Linked DNA regions of Homo sapiens: region 1 is linked to region 2. Evidence: read pairs that join two places in POLR2A ChIA-PET (ENCODE). Cell type or tissue: MCF 10A. All regions are shown on one strand. Each heading gives the region's core, and the rest is flanking DNA. Links, peaks and the distances in the headings are about the cores only. Region 1 overlaps MAP3K9 (mitogen-activated protein kinase kinase kinase 9). Region 2 overlaps PCNX1 (pecanex 1).

Region 1 (4,407 bases), core at 150-4,149, 170 kb after region 2:
AATGCCCTGCCCAAGAACACATAGCTAGAGAATGATAGGGCCTGGACTCAAATACCAGGCTCTTGAGTGCTTGCATGGTTTTCTTTCTGCTCTGCTTGTTGGAAACAGACTGCAATAGGAGATCCTTCTCTAGCACCTTGTTCTGCAGGACGGACCCTGTGACTCACCAGAGTCTGGGTGCAACAGGGCTAGACCTGGACATTAAACCTGGTCTTGGGGACTTTGTGGGGTAGATCATCCCCACATTTCGAACTACAGATAGGGGATCCTTTATTTCTCCAACCCAGGACCTCTGGTACCTCCAGACCTGATGGTCCTAAAATGCACAAGACCTGAGAGCTAGTTTCTCATTTCTCTTTTCCCCAGGGCCCCTCCAAAAGCACAATTTGAACCTCAGCCATCCTTCTGTAGCCTCAGGTTTGCTTCTTCTTCCATCTCACTCACTCTGTCTCCCAGGCTGGAGTACAGTGGCCTCCACTTCCCGGGTTCGAGCAGTTCTCCTGCATCAGCCTCCTGAGTAGCTGGGATTACTGACGCCTGCCACCACACCTGGCTAATTTTTGTATTTTCAGTAGAGATGGGGTTTCAACATATTGGCCAGGCTGGTCTTGAACTCCTGTCCTCAAGTGATCTGCCCACCTCGGCCTCCCAAAGTTGTGGGATTACAGGCATGAGCCACTGTGCCCGGCTTCAGCTTTGCTTCTTGTTAGTGTTTGTCCTGAACCAAAATTGTGCTTGCATACAGCTGTCCAGAAGTTGGGCCATCGCAGAAGCTTCCATGTTATTGGGCTCTTGTACTTACTTGTGTTTGTGTTGTGGTTTTGTTTTTTATTTTATTTTATTTATTTTAGTATTTTTTTTTGTTTTGAGACGGAGTTTTGCTCTTGTTTCCCAGGCTGGAGTGCAGTGGCGCGATCTCAGCTTGCTGCAGCCTCCACCTCCCGGGTTCAAGCGATTCTCCTGCCTCAGCCTCTCAAGTAGCTGGGATTACAGGCATGCACCACCATGCCCAGCTAGTTTTGTATTTTTAGTAGAGGTGCAATTTCACCATGTTGGTCAAGCTGGTCTCGAACTCCTGACTTCAGGCTATCTGCCTGCCTCGGCCTCCCAAAGTGCTGGGATTACAGGCGTGAGCCACTGCGCCTGGCCGTGGTTTGTTTTTGTTTAAACAAAAGAAGTATATATAGATTTCAGATACATTCACAGATGATTGTTTATGGAATTTAAAAAATTTTAACCAGAAAAGTAATATAAACATTCAAAAAGGGTTTGGACACGTCTGTTAATTGCAGAGCCCTGTGTGGTTATTCAGATGCCACGTCTTTCAGCTCTGTGTAGTCTGGGAGGTGAGCGGGCCTTTCTGGGGTGTTTCTTTGCAGCTGAATTTATGGCCAAATGGACCATGCGTGAGCAAGAGAGCAGTTCCATTCCTCCTGGAGGAGCGCTGAGCATGCTTTGTGGTGCCCACTTAACACTTTTAGATGAATACTATGAAAGACAAATTTGACTTCACTGTTCATTCCTTGAAGCTCCAATTTGGATTGATTGCTGGTGGAATAACACCTGGACTATCAATGAGTGAAGCCTCCCGGCTATTTCCTTCGCCCACCTCACAAAGAGAATTTGGATTTTGCTGCTCCTGGAACTTTAGAGCTTTGTGATGGGAGGAAAGGGGAGGGGACAAAGAGTGAATCCTTCAGGAGCTCTTTTGGGAGGAATTTTGAGCAGGAAATGAGGGAGCTTCTTTCTATAAGGACAGTGGATGGAATTAAAAAGGGGTATTTGAGGAAGCGTTGCTGTGGATCATATGAAACCTTTGGATGCTCAAGAAAAATAAGAGTCAGACTAATTTGAATTTACTTTAGGATGCCGTCTTCCTTCCCACCTTACCGTTGTTTGGACACAGTACTGTCCTGGGCTTCTAACATGTGAGTCTGTGGCTTTATATGCTTGACTCTAGTTGCATGGACCATGAATCTGGCCAATTTTAGGTTTCTTACAAGCATTTTGATGCTTGATTTGATGTGTAGTATATTGGTGGAGAGACTGGGATAATGACCTTCCAGGAAGAGTAAAAGTGACCCCACTGAGGAAAAATAAGATATTCTAAGACTTTTCCTTACATGGGCATTCACTGAAGGCAGAGAACACGGCATTTGAGCGTTTTCCCAGCAGTTTCTGGGTATGCCTGTTATGCCCACCTTCCAGGTAGCAGGGAAGGAAGGAAAGGACTGGCTTTCACCTGGAAACTGAGGTGTAACATCTAGAGAATTTGTATAGTTTTGAATTTTCCCTACCATGGTGAGATCCTCAACTCTGTCTCATGGGGAACAGGATTTGTAGAGTAATATTCAGAGGTAGACTAGGAAGATGCTAGGAAGTCTCATCTTCCCCATGCAATGGACATGGAGGTGGGAGGAAGGAATTAGAAAAGCATCCATATCATAGACTGAAAGACAGTGAGTCAGAGCAAAGCTAGTCTTGGCCTGAGGAGGTACTTGAGGTTGGTTCCTCCCTGCTCTTACATGGAGAGGTTGAAAAGTGATTCATAGGAAACTTTAATTGGTGTTTCATAGCTTTCCAGGGCTATTAAGGACTTGTGGTTCACAATGGCAACTCCCAGTGTTTCGAGCCTTTGTGGTTGGGACTTCCTTGCCTGCAAGGTGATGGGATGAAGGTGGTATCTGTGGTGGCTTGTACCGCTTCCTCCTCTGCCCTCAAATCCTTTCTCCTCTGCAATGCCTGGGGTGAAGTGCAGGTCACAGAGCCTGGAATGTTTTCTTTTTGTATAGATCATGATTCTCAACCGATGTGGGTAATTTTATTACCCAAATGTCCTCATAAGAAATTGACGTGCCTGCTATTGCATACATGCTGTAAGAAATACGGTCAATTTATTATATACATAACATAGAGGTCACTTCCACTGCATTCTTTCCATCCTTAGGAGTTGTGCTATGTAAACACATCCTAAACAACCAGAACAGTGTGATGTAGTAGGGGGCAGCGTGTCAAGATACATGAGATGGGGTCTGGAGAAGGCAGAATTCCCTGGGAGGCCTTGATGGAACAATTAGGCCTCAAAGAAGGGGTAGGATTCAAGAGTTGGTAATAGGGCAGGTAGGCCATAGCTATGACCTCCCAGGGAAGGCGGCCTGCCCCAGCTCAGACAGAGCCAAGTGTTCACTGATGCCATGTCCCATCACCTGGGTTCTTTAGGCAATTCCCAGACCTGGAATGTTGACTAGGAAAGCCATGCTCCCAAGAAGTTGAGTCTTCCATGTGAAACAGCTCCTCTTTCTAAGTGGCCAGAGAACCTGGGCTGGTACAGTTGTGGGCTGGTACAGTTGTGGGCTCTGAATCAGGCAGACCTGGCTTTGGGCAAAGTCCTCGACCCTGAGCCCATTTCCTCCTCTGTAAAATGGGGATAATTCTAGTATTTACTCATGGCATTATAATGAGGATTAAATGAAGTTATGTGTGTAAACCCTTAGCATAATGCCTGGCACAAAGTAAATGCTCAGTAAAAGGTAGTTTTTCCTTTTTAAAAAATTCAAGAGCAGCAGCAGATATGAGACTAGACTCACAGTGTATCACCTACTGTTTCCATTACTATTTCTTCAGAACAAACGACCCCAAACAAGAACATTTTATTAAGCTCATGGAGACTTGGGTCAGGAATTTGGAAAGAGCTCATTAGGGATGGCTTGTCAATGTCTGGGGCCTCACCTGGGAAGACTTGAAGGCTAGGGGAGGCTGCAGATGGAGGCAGGAACCATCTGAAGGTTGTTCACACACATGGCTCAGTGCCTGAGCTGGGAGAAGCTGGAGGCCAGGACTGCTGATGGGAGTGCCCATGTGCAGTCTGTCCATGAGCATGGCTCTCTTAGGGCTCTTGGCCTTACATAGTGGCTCAAGGCTGCAGACCCAAGTGTTCCAGTGAACATGGGGAAGCTGTAGCATCTTTTCTGATCTAGCTTAGAAGTCGGGCATTGTCATTTCTTCTGCATTCTGTTAAAGTGAGTCTCAAGACCACTCAGCTTCAAGTGGAGAGGACACAGACCCACCTCTCAGTGGGAAAAGTGTCAAGATCACACTGGGGAAAAGCACAGAGGATGGGAGATGATGGACCACTTTGAAAATGCAACCTTCCATGCCTGCTAAGGGAACTCTGCTAGCAGAGCTTGGGGATACAAGGCCCTGGAGAGCCTGTGCGGCGGCTGCACCCCATGGCCACCTGCCAAGAAAGAACTGCTTTCTGTTGACAAAACCATCGAGCATCTGATAGGCTTCCTCTTTTTTGGTTATTTTTATCTGGTATGTAGCTGGGTACTTCAGAGGTATGACGGAGATCTGGCAGCTCTTCTCAGTCAGTTTGAGCTGATACGATGAGAAAATTCAGGGGAG
Region 2 (4,407 bases), core at 310-4,309:
AGAAAAAGACAGCTCCAAAGAAAAATGAAACAAAACATAAATGAGCATTGGAAAAAAGAAAAAACCTAAATGGACCATATATAAAAAAATAAAATGTTTAACCTCAGTAGTAATCAGAAAGCTTAACTGAAAGTCACAATGAGACACCTTTTACATTTCATGAATGGCAAATTTTTTCAAGACAGGGTCTTGCTCTGCCACCCAGGCTGGAGTGCAGTGGTGTGATCAAAGCCCACTGAACTCTTGAACTCCTGGTCTCAAGTGATCCTCCTGCCTCAGCCTCCCAAGTATCTGGCACTACAGGTGCACACCACCATACCTAGCTAAAATTTTTTTTTATTTTTTATTTTTTGTAAAGACAAGGTCTCACTATGTTGCCCAAACTGATCTGGAACTCCTGGCTTCAAGCTGTCCTCCCATCTCTCCCTCCCAAAGTGCTGGGATTACAGGCAGGAGCCACCTTGCCCAGCCAATTTTCTTCTTTTAAATCCCAAATCAATAGCTAAGTGAATGGAAAATTTTTAAGGTTTACCAATATCAAATGTTGATGAAGATGTGAACAATAAGGACTTTCATACACTACCGGTGAGAGTATAAACTGGTAAAATCATTTTGGCACACAGCTTGGAATTGCCTGATAAAATTGAACATGAAAATGCCCTATAAACCAGCTTACATAAACTAGATATACACATGTACCACAAGACAAAAAACACTAGAAATAATCTGAATGGCTATAAATAGAAGAATGAATAAATAGACTATGGTCTATTCTTACAGTGGCAGACTACATGTAGGTCAATATGAATAAACTCTAGCTACAAACATCACCATGCGTGAGTCAATAAAGTATAATATACTGTGCAAAAAAAAAATCTCTCATAGAGAAATGCATACTGTATGATTCTCTTAGGATGTCCTAAAGCAGACAAAAATAAATAAATATATTCAGGAATATCTACGAAGAGTGTGTAACAATAAAGAAAAGCAAGGGAGTTATTCACAAAAAATTCAAGATTATGGTTACTCCTGAAGGGAAAAGTGGAATGAAATGGGAGAGGAATGTCATGAAGCTTATATGGTATTTTTATAATGTTTTATTTCTTAAGCTGTGTGGTAGGTAATGAAGTAGTCACTTGATTATTGCTAACTTAGTGTTTGGAATACATATTTCACAATAAAAAATTTTTAAAGTAAAAGAAAATGGAAAAAACAATTCAGAAGCAATGACAAATATATATAATATCCAGAAATAATTAGAACAATTATCAAGTGTTACCATGTGTCAGGAATTATTCTAAGAACTCTCTATATATTATTTCATTTATTCATTGTAATAATCCTATGAGAGAGTTCCATTATTTTCCTCATCATTCTGACAAGAAAGCCAACTCAAAAGCTTAAGTAGCTTCTCCAATGTCTTACAATTAAGAAGCCTTGACTGACTGAGTGTGAAGTCTACATTCTGTCCACTTATCCACAATGTACGAATATGCATTTCTTAACAGAAATAGAATAGGCGTAGGAAATGTACAGAAACCATTTAAAAAATGTGAAAGGTTATAAGACATAAAAGATAAGTGAATAAAGAGATGATAAATAAAAACATAAGAAAATAAATGGAAATCTCTCATCTATATCCCTATTTTAAAAGTTGAGTTTCTACAATTTAATAGAATTGTCATCAAAATTCTAACGAAATTTTCTGGAGGATAAGCACACATGAAGATATCTCACAAAAGTAAGTATATGCATGAGAATAATCAAAATAATATCAAAAAAGGTCAGGTGTGGTGGCTCATACCTGTAATCCTAGCACTTCAGGAGACCGAGGCAGGCAGATTACCTGAGGTCGGGAGTCCAGCACCAGCCTGGCCAACATGATGAAACCCCGTCTCTACTAAAAATACAAAAATTAGCTGGGCGTGGTGGTGCATGCCTGTAATCCCAGCTACTTGGGAGGCTGAGGCAGGAGAACCGTTTGAACCTGGGAGGTGGAGGTTGCAGTGAGCCGAGATCGCACCACTGCACTCGTCTGGGCAACAGAGCAAGACTCCATCTCAAAACAAACAACCAACCAACCCCCGCCCCCCAAAAAAATAATAATATCAAAAAAGTAAAATACTGGAGTCACTCACAATGCTAAGTATTAAACATATTATAAAGCCACTATGATAAAAACAGTATGGTATAAATGAAAAAAGGCAGAAAGATGAAGCAGAAAACTAAGTTCAGAAACTAGCATAAGTATATACAGTATACTACATGAAAAAGAAAGCATCTAAATTTACAGGGAAAAAATTTGTTACTTAATGAATGGTGTTGTGATAAACAAACCTAAACAAATTAAGTTAAAATGTTTTCAAACTGACAACAATTTAAGAGTAAAAAGTAAAATGATAAAAATACTGAAAGTAGATACAAAGATCTTAATTTATTGTATATTTATATAATTTGAGGGAAGGAAAATCTTAGAAAACGTTATCAAAAGCAGAAATAACAAACACACAAAATTGGACCACAGAAAAATAAATTACAGGATATAAAGACACTGACAAATAAAATGCTATAAACTGAGGAAGAGTATTTGACACAGAAGAGCTAATATATTTTATTTAAAAAAAGTTCCAAAATCAATAGCAAAAAAAAATCCACCAATAGAAAAATATACAATTCACAGAATAACAAATATAAATGGCAATAAGAAAAATACCTCCATTTCACTAGTAATTCAAAAACGGGAATATTAAACAATAATTTATTTACATATTAAACAATATTAAACAATGAGATATCACAGTTTTTCAAAATACTAAATACTCAAGAGTTGTCAAAAGTGCAAAAAAAAGAGGCAGCTGAATTTCTGGTCATAGTCATTAAATGGTAAAATCTTGGGAATTTGGCAATACATATTGGAAAACTTATAAATGTGCATAGCATTTCTAGTAATTCCACCTCTGAAAAACTATGATAGAACATTTAATCATTGAAAATTTAAACATCACAGTTATCTAATATTTAAATTTCAAAATGATTGATATAATTTAAAATAGGATAAAATACATTGGCATAATGAGATACTGTGCATCATTAAACATAATATCACAGAATAATCGTTTTCACTACTTCAAATATTTGCTGAGTACCTATCATTGCCAGACACTGATTTTGGAACTGGGAATATAATAGTTTATAAGAACAATAAGGTCATTACCTTCAAGAAGTTCATCAATGCAAATAAATGTTAAGATAATTTCAGATAGTGATTAAGGCAATAAACAAAAATTATGAGGCTAAAATACGTGTTTAATTAACAAACAGGGTACTCATGTTAAGAATAAGGAAAAAAATGTAATTGAAAAGGAATAAACAAAGGCTTTCAATGCCCTGGAAAATATACAGAAATATCACCTGTCTTAAGAGAGGAGTGCCCACTTTTTCTTACATTATTTATGTCTTGATGTCTGAAATATTTCATATTATGCTCAGTGGAAACAACTGCTTAGATTATTTGATCTTTCTCAACTTGGTTTCCACATCTGTAAATCAGGGATAATAACAGCATCTACCTGCTAGAATTGTTTTGAGGTATGTCAAGTGTTCACAAATTTTCCAAGAGTTATATTAGGGGTACCTATTAATTTCTGTAAGGTCACAAACTTTTGACTATGAATAAAGTAGACACTTCTGTCAAATAGGTAAAGTGGAAAGTGGGCAAGGCCAAGGTCATGCTACAGAATGTGACTGAGCAACAGGGGGATCACTTCAGCTGGGATGGGAAAGGAAAGCCTCCAGGAGGAGTTGACATCGAATCACAGTTGAATCCTAAGAAGTCAGTCTTGCAAAGATCTAGGAAAGAAACAGCTAAGTTTCTAAGGTAAGAATATACAATTCAAACAAATTTACAATAGGTTAAGTAAAGTATACTACTTATAAATGTCAAGTAAAATATCACAATTTGCTTAAGGTGTGTGTGTATATATATACACATGCGTATGTGTATATTATACATATATACACATATATACGTGTATATATGTACATATATATGTACACACACACACATATGTATATACACGTATGTGTCTATATATGTATATATGCACGTGCGTGTATGCACGTGCGTGTATACACGTGTGTATCTACACACATATGTGTGTACACACGTGTGTGTATACACGTGTGTGCATACACGTGTGTGTGTATACACGTGTGTATATACACATACATATATCTATATATACATGTGTATATACACACTATGAGTAAATGCTGAGATGTATAAGCATTTATAAGTATATATACACATATACATATGTGTATATGTACATATATACACATATACGTATATACATGTATGTATATATACACATGTATATATACACGTCTATACATACATATATCTAT

What was found. Peaks named below come from ENCODE experiments on the same cell type or tissue, not always from the same donor. Only the 100,000 strongest peaks of a DNase experiment are listed, where the experiment ranks them.
Region 1: POLR2A ChIA-PET joins it to region 2 with 5 read pairs; 2 of 35 experiments call an interaction of 5 or more read pairs at or near these places.

The regions. Positions count from the first base shown.
Region 1 is chr14:70,780,744-70,785,150 of GRCh38, reverse strand. All of the region lies in intron 2 of MAP3K9 (mitogen-activated protein kinase kinase kinase 9), which reads left to right. Among named protein-coding and RNA genes, the nearest start is that of MAP3K9-DT, 26 kb to the left of the region's middle. RefSeq lists an enhancer at 4,373-4,407. In MCF 10A, for the core only: no CTCF peak of the experiment used is centred there; a DNase peak (open chromatin) is centred at 2,540.
Region 2 is chr14:70,949,050-70,953,456 of GRCh38, reverse strand. All of the region lies in intron 2 of PCNX1 (pecanex 1), which reads right to left. LOC105370557 (a long non-coding RNA gene) reads left to right here. Exons shown (of 3, transcript XR_944008.3): 2 at 3,699-3,877. Among named protein-coding and RNA genes, the nearest start is that of PCNX1, 44 kb to the right of the region's middle. In MCF 10A, for the core only: no CTCF peak of the experiment used is centred there; no DNase peak of the experiment used is centred there.